Linked DNA regions of Homo sapiens: region 2 is linked to region 1. Evidence: read pairs that join two places in POLR2A ChIA-PET (ENCODE). Cell type or tissue: A673. All regions are shown on one strand. Each heading gives the region's core, and the rest is flanking DNA. Links, peaks and the distances in the headings are about the cores only.

Region 1 (8,185 bases), core at 2,149-6,148:
GAACTGGAAGTATTGCAGTTGTCCTTTTGGTCTGCAGGTGGAAGCAGCCTTGCATTTTCAGTTAAACAGAACAGCAAGCTCTTGTGTCAAGAACAGCATATTTTTGTGTTAGTTCTGTTGTTTCCATTAATGTCACAAAATGTTCCCTCTATATTTATTAGGATAATAAGAGTTATTAGAAGGAGTAAACTGACTTATACCATATCCTATAAATAGTCTTCTAACTCCCTTTGAAATTTCCAGTGCATATTGGAAAAATCTAAACAATAAAATCAGTTGCTGTTCTGAAAGGCCATGCTAGCTATAACTAATATAAAAAAAGCGGTGGTTAAAAGCTTGGACCTCATAGTCAGGCTGACTCGAGTTTAGGCTAAGCCCATTTATATATGACAGATCTTGAGCAAGCTAGTTAACATTTCTGAGGCTGCCTTCTTGTCAATAAAATGAGAATTATGAATTTTGTCCCATAAAATGGCTGTGAAAAATGAATAACGTTTGTAAAGGTCTTAATGAAGTGCATAGAACTCAATAAATAAGCAATAAATTGTAGTTAGTATGATTTTTATAAGTTTGCTGTTTTATATATGTGCCATGCATATACATATGTATGTATGTTTGTGTGTACACACATGTATGTGTGTGTATGTATATCTATATCTATATATAAAACAACTTACTAAGTTGAAAACAAAGGAAAGAAAAAGTGTAGTCATAAAACAATTTCATTTTTGTCTCCTATGGTGCTTTCAAATCCATTTGGTTTGGGCCTATTCTTCCCCTGACCCTTGAATAAAATATAGGGCAAGTTCTATGACATTTATGTCATTTTCAGGTAATGTTTCAGGTAATATAATGTATTTTAGTCATTTCAAAGCACAAAGATACCGCTTCCTTCCAGTGATATGAGTATCTGTACCCCTGTACATAGGCCAAATCTCTTTATAGCCACTCCTCCATCATGCAGTCATCTTCCATCATGTAGGCAATGTGTCTGCTAGAACTTTTGTTCCTTAGATTTCTTAGCTGGAGAAGTGCACAGGTTTACCGTGTTTCTCTAGATCCAGGGAGCAAACACCAAGTGTTCAGAGCAGATGAACTGAAGCCTTGTTCTTTAGGCTTAAAGTGAGATTCAAGAACTCCCAGTGTCTGCCCCCTCCGTGGTGACATAAAAGTGGTACTCAGTACATATCAATAGCTCCCTCCAAAAATTATCTCCTAAACTCTAACTCCTTTCTTGGGGTTAAGTTTATTTGTTTGTTTGTTTGTTTTGAAAGGGAGAGAGATAGCTGGTCCACTAGGGGCTGCAAAACTGGTTCTCAGACACCATTTTTGCAACTCCGGCATAGGTCTCTTGTTTCATTTTGGAACTTGGTCTTTATTGTCTAGTGGATTCAGTAAAAACTGAGTCAGAAATGATTCTAATTTAAAATCCTATTACACTAGCTTATGTGATGTTGCACTGGAAGTCTAGTGTTCATTACGGGCAGCCCACACCTGGATTTGTTGTGTTTACTCTTGGGTACCACTATTTAAGATAAAGCCCAACTAGAGAAGGTTCCAGTTAGTGAGATTAATGAGGAGATCGGCAACTATCTGGCAACTATCTCACATGAAGCATGACTGAAGGAAATTGGGACAAAAAGAGTATTTTAATTGTTTTCAAAAAGGGAACAGAGCAAACGTGACAGTGGGTTTTAAATAATGGGTGGATGGCCCAAAGGAATTATGATCTTTCTGGCAGGCTTCAGAGAATATAACTAGAAAATATTGTAAAAGCACAGAGAAGCAGAATTATGCTCAATTAAGAAGGGACTTTCCAACAGTTAGAACTGACTGAAAGGGAAATGGTCTGGTTTGGTGGGGGTTCAAATAGTGGTAGGATCACCATTGGTACAAATGTTACCTACAAAATTCATGAATCAGTTCATGATGGGAATAATTGACATCTCCAATGTGGAGAATGCTTGGGCAAGCATGAGGCCCTGAAAATAGTATGCTGTTTATGCATCTGTTTTCTTTCATAGAATTCAAGTTTTACTTAAGCCAAACCTCAGCAATTACTCAGTGAATCATTCATCAAAAATCAGCCTCAAATTCAGTAGCAAGGCATATGTTGTTACTCATTCTGTAACTTACTTCACCTGGAAAAACAAGATGTTCATCATGGTACAGCATGATTAAGCAATGGGGGGTGTTTTGAGTGAACCAGGTTGGAATAAACCTAATGTGAAAGGTTAACATTCTACTCCCTTTGAGTTAGTAGGCAACTCATGAAGTCATTCTGGCATAAAACCTTTCTCTTGAATGCCCTACACCCTTCCACATATATCCTATGTTCATTATGAAATAGGACATAAAATGAATCTGTCTGAATTGGGCTTAATCTCACAAGTTGAGGCTTTTTTTTTTCTTTTGACTCAAACACATTCAATTGGTCATTATTAATATCCTTTCATTATTTTGTATTTCCTTCTTGTTTTCTCTCCAAATATTTAAGTATTCTCTCATGAAGTCAATGTCAGCTCTTCTTTGTAAATCAAAAAGACTATGCAAATGGTAAGATTTCAGTGTGTACTTAATCCATGTTGGGCAAGGAAACACTGAAATTGCCAGGAAATGTAGGATACTCTCTATAAACTGTTAGGTTGAGTCCTTATCACTGCACTCATGCCAACCTTCCCAGTCCAGTTAGCTTAACTGGTGTGTTCTTAACTCAGCACATCTGTTCTCACTTAAACATTCTGGAGTGACAAATATACAAAAGCAGTCCCTACCTAACACAATAAAATAGAAAGTTAGATGACTAACTTTCTATTTTATTCCAATACACTGGTGCTAAATCACATCAGGGATAGAAATAATATTATCAAGGGCCTAGAGGCAGTAGGAGTAAGTATTAAATTAAGAAGCAGTGAGTGAGTACTTTGGTATGTCCAGAGTTTAGCATATGTTTAGGTCAGCATAAGAAAATGAAGCTGGAGTGGCAGGTGATGGTAACCTTGTGGAAGATCTTCAGTTCCAGATGAAGGAGCATGGATAAATTTGAACTTATCTTTGAGAGTAACTGAAGGTTTTAGACAAGAGAGTAACAGTGATCAAGCAACAGATTAGGTAGCATCTTTTTTTACTGCTACCTGTAAACTTAAACTTCCATCTACTTACACTTTTAAACCAGAGTGAACTCCCACCAACCAGGTATGGGGAAACTAATAAAAACAAGTTCTAATCAATTGTATTTTAGGAAATTACCAAGAGTTCTCTCCCTTTACTCTTTTTCTCGCTGTTTGCACTGCACCGGCGTCACCTCCCTATCTTCTAATGGCTTCCTGAATTTGCAGCCTTTGTAGTTTATTTGTCATTTGTATTCCAGTCCTGACCTTTGGACTTGAGAATTAACTTTGGGTTCCCCATCTTTTATACTTAGTATTCCTTAGGGTGCAACTTGTACTCACACTCATTGTTCATCTGAATAACTTCCATGCTGTCCTATTTAGCTCTGGTACCGGGAACCCTGCCTTGCATCAGTTAATTTTATAGAACCATTTCCATTTCCTTCTTCTCAATAAGGGGAAGCAACTTCAGGCTTTGATTGTCCAGATTTCTTGATACACAACTAAAAATTTTACTAATTTATTTATTTTTATTTATTTATTTTTTTAGATGGAGTTTTACTCTTGTCGCCCAGGCTGGAGTGCAATGGCGCGATCTCAGACCACTGCAACCTCTGCCTCCTGGGTTCAAGCAATTCTCAACCTTTGTTAGATGCATAATAAATTGTAAAAATTTTCTCCCATTCTGTAGGTTGTCTGTTTACTCTGTTGATAGTTTCTTTTGTTGTGCAAAAGCCCTTTAGTTTAATTAGATCTCATTGGTCAATTGTATGCTTTCTTCTTAACCCATGAATACTTCAGTCTCTCAACATATTTATGCAATTTCTTCTGCCTAAAATGCTTTTTTATTTTCCCTACCATTTATCATAATCCTAACCATCCCTCAGGAATAAATATTAACTTTGTGAAGCCCAAATTGATATCTTCAGTTACTCTCCTCTCTTTTTGTTGGACTTAGAATCAGTAACTGGATAGTTTAGTATGTCACAATTAAGCTTTCTATATATTTGATACCTCTAGATGATGTTTATTAGTCTATAACCAAAAAACAGAAGGAAGGAAGGAAGAAAGGAAGGAAGGAAGGGAGGGAAGGAAGAAAAGGAAGGAAGGGAGGAAGGAAGGAAGGGAGGGAAGGAAGAAAAGGAAGGAAGGGAGGAAGGAAGGAAGGGAGGGAAGGAAGAAAAGGAAGGAAGGAAGAAAGGAAGGAATGGGATTCACCAAGTAGAGAATATGTCAGGCTTAGGTCAGCCACTTAGTAACTATAGATTAATAGAATGCCACTCAAGAAGCTTGCAGGCAAATAGAAGTTTAGATAGATAGATAGATAGATAGATAGATAGATAGATAGACAGAGTTGATAGACATAGATAGATCAATCTAGGTCTACAATGTTGAAATACATGTTTCCACAAAATGTTATAGGACCATAAATGAGGAAATGATTAATGCCTCTGGAAACTCATTACAAAAAGCTTCATGGAAAAGATAATGGTTGATGTAGTTCTTAAATAATAAGAATTTCTTAGAAAAGAAGGGAGTGTTCCTAAAGGGAAACATCTTGAACAAAGACAAAGACTTGTGAATGTGCATCACTGTATTAAGAAATGTGTTCGTGAGAAGCATCTTATAAACAACTTAGGAGCAGGGATGCTTTCTTTTGCCTGTGCTTGTACATGCACAGCAATACCAAGTACAGTGAATGTATCATTGTAGATGACCACATGATGATGTTGTTTGTTTGTTTGTTTGTTGAAGCCCAATGAGAATAAAGATTGTGTGACTAGCTTTATTAAATTCTGGGTTTTAATACATATATGTTGAGTGAATTAATAAATGAACAAATGAATTCTATGTGCCATACATTGTGCTAGGCACCAGAAATTCATCAGTGAACAAGATATTCTAGTTGGGGGAGGGTATCCAATAGTATTTAGGCTCTCGATAGATTTTTGCTATCTTTCTATCAGATGAGATATTTTACTGTGAGCATTCTAAAGAGATCCTTCTAAGGTGACCCTGTAATAGTGTAGTTTATTTTGGAATACATTTTACATTCAAGAGGCTAATCATTTTAATAGAAAAATGGACTGGAATTATAGAAACTTGGTTTCAGTCCAAGGTACACTTCAGAATTTTTTAGCTTATATTGTATTGAAATGAAGGAGGTGAAACTTTGACAATTGTTCAGTTGATCTGACCATTATAGAAAGCCAATCTATGTAACTGAGGCTCAACAACAACAAATCAAGTACGTTTCTTTGCTTACGCCTCAAATTTTCAAAGGTCTATAGCCCAGTTTTTGAAGAATTAATGGAAATAACTATCATTATTCCTCATTTTAATCATATTCAATTGGAGTATATAAACATTTGTATTTATTTTTATTTTGTACTACAAGACATAATTAGAAAGGCATCATATCACCATTTTATAGATGACGAAAATGAGGACTATATATTAAGTGACTTATTCAACCTGACACAGCTAGAAAGTGGCAGAATTGGAGTTTGGATCCAAGACAAGCAAAGTAGAACACAGGCAAACGTCCAGTGGAAATTACAAAAGCCAATGTAGATGAGTCAGGGAGATGGAAGTCCTCCCAAGGAGAGTGAGGCCTACTCAAAACTGGCACTTATTCAGGAACAAGTTTCCATTTCACCTGTTACTTGTCCAAACCCTTACTCATCAAGATCCGACAGCAGGACTCATACGTAAGAACTCATCTACCATTGAATAGGATGGAATCAGGGCCTGGCACCCATGATATTTGGACTGCCATCCTGGTTTCATGAAAGCTCTCTGCTGAAACGATGAAGCAAGTCACTTCATTCCCTTGAATTTATCAGTGAAGTAGTTTCAATCATGAGTGATCATGAGTGATCAGCCCTCAGGGAAGCATCACTCATGAAAGGTAGAAGGTTCTATTGTACTGTATATCCTGTTCTCTACATGTGTGAAAACCTTGTGAGTTTTACCCTCCTTTAGAAAGAACTTCTCTCATTTTTGTCTCTTATCTCTCGTCTGCTGATTCTACCTACTGAGACCCTCCTTCATCTTCAAGGATCTTCTCAATTGCTGTCTTCTTGTAAGTGCATTGTGAGCCCTCATTCATACGTGACCTTTTCTTTGAATTATTATTAGCTCTTTGCTTGTTGTAATAATAATTATATAAGAGGTAGTCACTATTATAAGCATGTGTTTAATGGACAAGGAAACAGATGATTGGGGTGGTAACTTATCCCAGTTTTTCCAGTAAGTAAATAATGGAGCCAGGATTTAAACCCAGGTTTGACTGACTCCAGAGAACATGGTCCTAAATAACACTATGCAATATAGACTTCTACTTTGTTATCCCCATATCTTTCTCTGCTAGATTTCTGGAAACTCCTAGTTAAAACTAGAAAGGAGTTTGGAGATACTCTTGTTCAGGAATTCCTTTTACAGATGAATAAATAAGGTTGCAGGCAAGTATTTTCCCAGGATGACAGCTGTTAACGAGAAACCTAAGACTCAAACCTTCTTTACACTTTTAGCTCTACCTGTAAGATTCATAAGGGCAGAGAGGGTGCCCGCTCACCCTCTTATCACTCGCAGAATTTACACACACATCTTGCTCTTAGCAAGGGCTTAAAGAACTATATTTCACTGGAATTTTTTGGCAACCAAAGATCACTAATCAGAAAACAGAGATTTTAGAGCTTTTCATAGTGATTAATAACATACATTGAATACAAACCAGTAACTGTTACTTATTTTCACATCTAAGGAGACTTTAAACAGAGAATCTCAAAATACAGAGTTGTTTTGCTTTGTTTTGTTTTGTTTTACCAGGGACAAAGCTCAACTAAACTTATTTGCAGAGATGAAACTAACGGAGACCCAAATGGAACCCAAGAGTACAAACTCTTATGATAGAAGGATGATGACCATGTGACCTCCATTTTTAGTAAAATGTTTCAACCCAAGAACTTAAACAGAAGTGAAAAAAAAAGTTATTTGGATATCAAATGCATTAGCAGCAGCATTTGCTTGGTGCTTCCTTTACCACATTCCTATCTTTTTAAAGATTCTCATCAATAGCAGAAAAAACTGCAAAGTATGCAGCACAATATGCAGATCTTTCCCAAGCTGGTTCTTCTTTTCCTCTCTAGATTCACTTCTTATGCATCCCTAATATGTACCCTGTTTTCTTGCGGTTCTGAAATGCATACAGTTCCTTTGAACCCAGTAACATTTTCTCTGGCATCCAAAAAAGGCTCTTCCCGTTGCCTGGAAGATTTCTGTCCTTCTCCTTTCCTCACTCCTTCAGCACTTAACTAGCTTCTCTGCCTCTGTCTAGACTCAGGTTTCATCATCCGATAGTTAGTTGATTCTAAAGCCTGTTTGATCACCAGAGTCACCTGGGAATTGCTATTAAACATCAGATGCCCAGATAAATAGTGATTTACAGGCATTGCCATTTCTTAAAATTGAATTACCAGGAGATTCTGAGAAAGAACTGCCTGAGATAGCTTCTCTGAGTCTACCTCTTCCTGTTACATCACTTATCAAACTGTAATTCTCTGTGTCTCTTCTCCTTACCAGGATGGGAATTCTTTATGGGCAGAGAAATGCCTTACATTTCTCTCATGGCAGCATTAGATCAGTGATTAAGTTTGGATACCTAAACGAATACATTCGGTTTGCAAATCATTAGCTTATTTACTCAAATTGTTTCCTCTGCCTACAACATGACCATGTACACCCCTTTATATTCCCGTAACTTTTTCAGACTCTTTTGGTTAAAATTACTCTCTCCTTGCTGTATATTCCTATGGAAGATGCTTTTGTTGATTTTTCTCTCATAACACTTTATAGTTTTACTTATATTTATGTGTTTGTGCATCTCTCCCACCAAGTTCTCAGCTCCTGAAGGTCGGAGACTAAGATTTTTTTTTCAATTTTGTGACTTCTTCAGTAATCATCAACATACCTTTCATTTCTGTTGTTGAATTATCAAAATTTTATATTTCTTTAATTTTCTAATCTTTCATATCATTAATATTCTCAGAATACAATCCTTATGACCATTTAAT
Region 2 (8,185 bases), core at 2,308-6,307, 1.3 Mb before region 1:
AACTAAACTGAACAAACACCTCATCAACATGTCATTCCTAAAACTGCAAGGTCACTAGTCATTCTCCCTGTTCCTTTTTACCCTTCAAAGTCTTCATATGTTTGTTTTATATACAATATCCAGCATTTCCCATTATGATTAGCAGAAATAATAAGAAAAATGTATCTACTCCATCTTCCCCAAAGCAGAAGTTTTGCAGCAGAATTTAAAAAAAAAATTAATGAAAGAATGTGAGAACCAAAGAATTTATATCCAACCAAGTATGCTTCCATCCTTTACTAAACATGCCTTTCAACTCATTCAATGTATTTTTAATCATACACATTGCAGTTATCATCTCTAAAAGGTTGATTCAGATATTTTATATCTTCCATGTCTTTACTGAAGATATTCCAGTTTTTCTCTTCCTTTTTGAACATAGGAAATACAGTTATAAGAACTCTTTTGTGTCTGCGGCTCCCAATTCTTTCATTTGTGTCAGTTTGTGGTCACTTTTGATTTATCTTCCTCCTCATAATGGGAAGCATTTTCATATTTCTTTTCATGGTTGGTAATTTTTCTTGGATTCTAACAATAGTCAAATATATATTTTAGATGCTGGATGTTTTCATATTTTTATAAATGTTAATGGGTTTTTGTTCTAAGTCATTCAAATTTATTTTGAAAAAGTTTGATCTTTCAGGGTCTTTTTACGTGATCTTTTTTGTTATGTGGTCTTTTTTGTTATGTGGCATTAGAGCAGGCTTTGGTCTAGGTTAATTATTTCTTTCCTGAGGCAAAAATTATCTTGCCTTCTCTAACTCATCTCCTGTGAGTGATCAGGATTTTTGTCCTGCCTAGTAAGAAGAGGCAATAATCCTAGTCCTTTCTACACTTCAGAGATTTTTAAAATCCTTTTGAGTGATTCTTTCCACATCCTTAAATGCACATACACATGCACCGACTTTAATCCACTAAATTCTCGGGGGGATCCTCTGTAGAACTCTGTTAGTTTTCTCTATGCAACGTTCTCCTTGCCAGTACTCTACCCTACAAACCATATGTCATTACAGGAAGTTGCATGAAGAACATAAGAAAATTTTATGTATAATTTTGCAACTTTTATGAGACTAAAGTTATTTTACAATAAAAAGTTTAAACATTTTTAAAAGTATGTAAACTCACACATATTTTGAGCAAAGCATGGACAAGACCTATACTTACTGAAATTATAAAATACTGCTAAGAGGAATTAAAAAAGACTTACATCATCAAAGACATATACCCTTTTTATGGATAAAGAATGACTCCGTATAACTATGACTGTAATTATTCCAAAATTTATCAGTCAATTCTACAAAAGTCCAAGCAAAATCCCAATGTGGTTTCTAAAATTAATATAGAACATTTTAAAAATATATATATTTTTTATTTAAATTACAGTTCAACTTCACTAGGCAGTGAGTAACATAGAAGCATGTAGCAGTTAGATGACTTGGGTGGAGAAGCCTACATCTTATCTACATGAGGATAATTACAAATGAGTAATAATAAACTTAAATTCAAGGGAATTTTATTTCATTGTACATTATAAACTGTATAATTAGGTAAAGTTGTTTCTCTCCTCAAATAATCTTATTTTTTTGGCCTTTCAGAGTAATTGAAATTTATTGCTTTGGATTAAGGCATTATATTTTGAGAAGTTCTCAATTAAAAAAAAATTGTAGGGAAATGTATTCTTACCAATACCCTAATCTTTGTTTAATTGCACAGGTTAGAATTGATTAGGCTTGCTTCCTTTCTTTCTTTCTTTCCTTCTTTCTCTTTCTTTTTCTTTTCTTTCTCTCCTTCTTTCCTTCCTTCCTTCTTTCCTTCCCTCCTTCTCTCCCTCCTCCTTTTTCTCTTCCTTTCCTTTCCATTCCCTTCCCTTTCCTCTTTTCTTTCTTTCCTTTCTTTTTCTTTCTTTCTTTTTCTTCTTTCTCTTTCTTTCTCTTTCTTTCTCCTTCCTTCATTCCTTCCCTCCTTCCTTCCTTTCTTCCCTCACTCCCTCCCTTCCCTTCGTTCCTTCCCTCCCTCCCTCCCCTTCATTCCTTCCCTCCTTTCCCTCCCTCCTTTCCCTCCCTCCCTTTCCTCCCTCTTTCCTCCCTCCCTTCCTTCCTTCTTTTGTAGTAAGAACACTTAATATGGGATCTACCCTCTTAACAAATGTTTAAGTATAAAATACAGTATTATTAACTATAGGAACAATGTTCTACACCAGATTTCTAGAGCTTATTCTCCTTCTATAACTGAAACTTTATGCTCTGAGAAACAACTCCCCATTCCGCATTCTCCTGCCCCTAAGCCCTTGGAAAGTATTATTATACTCTCAGTTTCTATGGGTTTTCCTATATTAGATACCTCATGTAAGTGAAACCATGCAGCATTTGTCCTTCTGTGACTGGCTTATTTCACTTAGCATAACATTTCCCAGATACATCCATGTTGTCACATAAGTCAGGATTTTCAAAAGGCTGAATAATAATATATTGTGTGTGAATTTCACATGTTTCTTATTCATTTATGTGTCAATGGACATTTAAATTGTTTTGATATCTTGACTATTGTAAATAATGCTGTAATGAACATGGTAGTGCATATATCTCTTCAAGGTAGACTAAGCAATCTTGAGAAAGAAGGCTGGAGGCATCACATCTCCTGATTTTAAAATACATTACAAAATGTTAGTCATTAAAACACTATGGTACTGTTTTAATAGGTATAAAAATAGATATAAAAATGAAGGGACATATAGAGAACCCATAAATAAACCCATGCATATATAGTCAACTGATCTTCAATAAGAGTGCCCAGAATATGCAAAGGAAAAAGAACATTCTCCAACAAACAGTAATGGGAAAACTGGATATCCACATGCAAAATAATGAAATTGAACCATTATTGTATACTATACAGCAAAATCAACCCAAAATGGATTGAAGATTTAGACATAAGTCCTGGAACTGTAAGCTTCTAGGAGAAAACTTAAAAAGAAAACTTTATGACTTTGGGCTTGGCAATGATTTCTGGAATACAACACCAAAAGCACAAGCAACAACAGCAAAATTAGACAAATAGAATAGACAGACATATAGCCAAGAAATTTATAAAAAGATGCTCAACATCACTAGTCATCGGAGAAATGCAAATCAAAATCACAATGAAATATCACCTTACATCGGTAGGATGGGCCACCAAAAAAAAGGGGGGAACAATTGTTGGAGAGAATCTGGAGAAATGAGAACTCTTGTATATTGTTGATGGGATGTAAAATGGTGCAGCAACTCTGGAAAACGGTATATCAACTCCTCAAAAATTAAAAATAAAATTATTATATTGTTTAGGAATTCCATTGCTGGTTATCTATTCAAAAGAATTGGAACTCAACATTTTTTTTATAAAAATTGATAACCTTATTCTAAATGTATATGGAAAAGTCAAGGACCTAAATTAGCTACTAAAATTTTGAAGACAGAAAAATAAAGATTAAAAACATATTTTATCTGAGTCTAATATTTACTTCAAAGCTACAGAAACCAAAACATTTTGGTATTGGTGTGAGGTCAGACATAGCGATCCATAAAATAGAATATTAAGCCCAGAAATAATTGGACACATTAATTGATATTCTTCAAATCAATTGTACCATAAATCAAAGGTACCATATTTCAATAAGGAAAGGAAAATCTTTTGAAAAAATTATGCTGGAACACCTGTATATCAATATAAAAAGTAAATGAATCACAACTTTAATCTCACATCAAATAAAAATTAACTTGACATAGATGGTAGTCCTAAACATAAGCAAATTGATAACACTTTCAGAAGAGAAATACAGATAATAGTAATAATATTGATGCAAGCAAAAATGTCTTAGATATAACATAATAAGCATGAACAATAAAATAAAAAACTAATTGGACCTCACTAAAATTAAAACCTTTTTCTCATAATAGGCATCATTAAGAATATAAAAATCTAAGCCACAAACTAGGAAAAAATAATTGGCAATGCATGTATGAAAAAGAGTTTGTATACACAAGACATAAAGAATTCTTACAATTCTGTAATAATAAGACAACTAATAAAATATGAGTAAAATGTTCAAGCAGATTTTTTTTTTGAAAAGGGGGTCTCACTCTGTCACCCAGGCCAGAGTGCAGTGGCATGATGTTGACTCACTGAAACCTCCGCCTCCCAGACTCAAGTGATCCTCCCACCTCAGCCTCCCAAGAAGCTAGGACCACAGGCAACACACCCGGCTACTTTTTGTATTTTTGGTAGAGGAGGGGTTTCACTGTGTTGCCTAGGCTGGTCTTGAACTCCTGAGCTCAAGCTATCCTCCCGCCTCAGCCTCCCAAAGTGCTAGGATTACAGGCATGAGCCACTGTACCTGGCTGCAGATATTTCTCTATGGAAGATATACAAATAGCTAAATGCATAAAAACATGCCAATTTTTTTAATTCAAGGTCATGCAAAGTAAATTCATGATGAGATAATACTACACAACAATAAGAATGGCTAAATTAAGACTGAAAACTCCAACTACTAAAATGGAGATGGGATAGCTGAAACTCTCGTACATTCCTGGTGAAAATATAAAATGGTATCCTTACTTTAGAGAATATTTAGCAGCTTCTTAACAAGTTAAACATGCATTTACCATATGACCTAGCAATCCCATGACTGGATAGTTACCCTCAAAGAAATCAAAACCTATAACCACACAAAATATTAACTATTAAATAAAAGAATTATTCATAACTGTTAAAAATTGGAAACAATCCAAATGTTCATCAACACATGAATACACCATGAGATAATTGTACAACAGGATAATTCTCAGAGGTAGAGAAGAATAAACTGTGCATGACTGTGCCATAACAAAATGAATTACAAAAACTTTGTATGGAGAGAAAGCAGCCAAATAAAAAAAAAGTTCATGCTGTTTGATTTCATTTATATAAAACCTTTAGACCATGCAAAACTATTGCATAGTAACAGAAAGAAGACCATCTTTTGCCTGAAGCAAGGATGGGAGGGATTTATTTACAAAAGGTCTAAGGGGACATTCCAGGCTTATGTAAATGTTGATTGGGGTGGTAGTTATATGAGTAATATATTTACCAAAACTTTTGTAACTATGCACTTAAAATGGAGACATTTATTATTGCATGCAAATTATACTGCAATAAAGTTGACTAAAAATCACAGCACCCTTGTCTGATTTGTGCAGTGGGTAATTAGGGAAAGACTTATACCTATTGAATCCCCCCTCCATGGCCAGGGTAGTGATATCCATATTTGCCAGTGGTAGTTACCTGACATCATTAAAATAAAATTCTCATAACAGTAGACAATGGTAGAGAAACCTCATTTTTTAAGGTTTAGTTTAATCACCAACTTCTGAATGTCATCTTTGATTATCCCACATGCCTGCACATAAGGATGCTGAAATAGAAAAATCTAAAAAAAAAATCCTGAACTTATATGAGTTAGTACTATGAGATACTCCTAACAAAAAGCTGAGGAACACTTTGAGATCACATAATCTCTCATAAGAAAGGTATTCAAGGGTCATCCAGTGTAGTTTATGTTTCATTGAGATATACTGATAGATGATGGGATACAGCAAGCCTTTTAAAGTACCTATTATATACTAGACACTCCTGAGCTACAAAGATGAATCAAACAAAAGCTACACCACAAGAAACTGTAAATATAAAGGAGGAATCAGACATGCACAAAAGTAATTCTAAGGCAAGTGCTTTCCTGCAAAGACATGGTAATAAAGAAATATCTCAGGAAGCAGCACATTTACGAGGCCGACAAAATTTTAACACCCATCCTGAAAAGGCACACTTGGCAGACAAATTAACACGTTAAAAAGACACCATCAATCTAAACTTTTTTAAAACCATAAAATAAAGAGCATTCTCTATGTTAGCATTGGCAAATGTATCCTTCTAGTTGAAGCTCAAATAGCATATGGAATTATCTAAAGCATTCAGTTTAAAATTAGCACTGAAACAGTCCTGAATGCTCAAGGAACCAGCCTCATCTGAGCTATGAAAGAGTGATTTAGCTGTGCCTAAGGGGCAATATGTTTCATAAAACCCTTATCTTTTTTTAATGATATAAAGCAACTAGTCTGAAAGGGTTTTGCCTTAAAGGCCTCTTAAAGTCTGCAGCAAAATAACCTAAAATTACCATGTCTTCTATTAAACATACCGTGCTGCTATCGTAAGACTGAGCTTCAATACAGTGTTTACTAAGATTGCAAAGTCTAAGAGCTGCTAACTACTCTATAAACTGGCTAATCTGATCTCTATATGAGGACGTTAGAAGGGGAATATAGAGCTCTTTCAATAATGGAAATAATTCCTTATCTGACAAGTTTCCTGTCTTCCTAGGTTGCAGGTTCTGCACAGTGTAACACCTCCGTTTTCTCACAAGCCAAATTTAGCTCATTTCTTTAAGGTTCAGTTTAATCATCAACTTATGAATGCCATCTTTGATTACTCCAGGAAAAGGAAAAATCTTCCTTTGAATCTCCCTAGCACTTTGTATTCCTCCGTTTTTAATTAAATCACTACATTCCACACTTCATAGTTACAATGTGTGTCACCTCATTCTATTGTATTTCAAGTTCTTTGACTCAAGTGTATGTCTTATACACATTGGTAAATTGGTATCTTCAAGCATCTGATATTGTGCCTAATGAAGAATAAATGAGGAAATAATTAATTAAAGTAATATAGCAACTACAAAAAGTCTATTCATGAGAACTGGGTTCGATTTAAAAGTTGAATTCATATAATTTCATTTGAAAGCAAAATTTGTTCCTACTAAAAGGATAAAAGTATCTCTTGGAATTCCTAAAAACTTCTGTCGTTATATCGTGCCTTCAGGAACACACAAAAAAAAGGTTTCAAATAAAAAGATGAAGGAAGAAAACAGTGAGAAAAAGAGAAGGTAAAAACTAAATAACAAAACACTGGTAGCCAGTGGGTGACAGAGCATGTTTTAATACATGTAAAGTGACTTAGATGATTGACAATTACATTATAAACTTGGCAATGTGAATGTGTGTAAGTTCTTTTATACAAATGCTCTGCTCTTACTGAATCATACATTCACGCAAGATCTGAACTAATAAAGCCACCTCTTTTTTGGGGGGGAATATGTGGGGGAATTTCCTTGAACAGTGTGACGCTTATTTTTTCCTTTCACTAGAAAGACCAGGCATGTTTCTCAGTCAGATAGTAGGCAAAGGAAAAAGATAGTGGTTTAGATAGATTGAGCTGCACACATCTAAGAAGAGTATGATATAACTTAATTAAAAGTTCTCAGTGGCCAGAGAGGTGTGTCTCTCAGATACCCTTTAAGAGAAAGTGCTCTAAGGAGCATAGTTGACAGTCCCACTGCCACACCCCTGGATCCACCTAGATACAAACATGAAAGCCATGCTCCTCAGGTTTCTTCTAACCAATGACTGGGCACAGTGGTGGTAGTAGCTGGGCCATTTTTGCCTGAGTAGTCAACTTTTGCTTGAGGATTCCCTTTAGCCCAGCTGAGACAGTGCTGTGCCGAGGTTTGAGAGGCTAGGAAGAGCTCAAGCCTTCCTTTCCCTTTTGTTTCGCTAGTGTCAGATCTGTGTCATTTTCTGAAGCCTCTGACTGCCTACTCCTGCTCCATTCCCCTTTATGATTTGCAGGCATTTCCTCCAATAAAGCTGTCAAATTTCTAATTTCCTGTTTTGGCTTTTGCTTCTTAACAGGCCTGAATTGAATGAAAAAGATATCCCTTTATATTTATTTGCCCCACAAGTAGAGACTCAGATTTAATCCATTCATGTGGTTATACTTGGGATTTTCCCCAGGCCCCATGTTCTAACTTGCAATCCCCTGAAAGGGGCTTTCTTCTGTGTAGTGTCTAGAGCACTGATTTTCAAATACCGTTTTGAGGATTATTCTCAAGCATGATGTATCTTTTTAAAAAATACGTGGCTCAACCCAAGCTCATGAATTATTTACAAAGTATAAAAAGCAAACAATTAAAAATCCACAAGAATATATATTTTAACTTGCTTTTCTAGGTTAATTTGATAAATAACCATGTGTATGAGGTTTCTATTGCTGCATAACAAATTATCACATACTTGGT

What was found. ChIA-PET counts read pairs that join two places held together with the same protein. Peaks named below come from ENCODE experiments on the same cell type or tissue, not always from the same donor. Only the 100,000 strongest peaks of a DNase experiment are listed, where the experiment ranks them.
Region 2: POLR2A ChIA-PET joins it to region 1 with 7 read pairs; 1 of 35 experiments calls an interaction of 5 or more read pairs at or near these places.

The regions. Positions count from the first base shown.
Region 1 is chr3:190,376,250-190,384,434 of GRCh38, reverse strand. It overlaps a transcript of CLDN16 not described here. Among named protein-coding and RNA genes, the nearest start is that of CLDN16, 7.8 kb to the left of the region's middle. RefSeq lists a silencer at 1-135. In A673, for the core only: no CTCF peak of the experiment used is centred there; DNase peaks (open chromatin) are centred at 2,654, 4,064 and 4,374; H3K27ac peaks cover 3,824 bases.
Region 2 is chr3:191,693,438-191,701,622 of GRCh38, reverse strand. No RefSeq gene overlaps it. Among named protein-coding and RNA genes, the nearest start is that of PYDC2, 240 kb to the right of the region's middle. In A673, for the core only: no CTCF peak of the experiment used is centred there; no DNase peak of the experiment used is centred there; H3K27ac peaks cover 672 bases.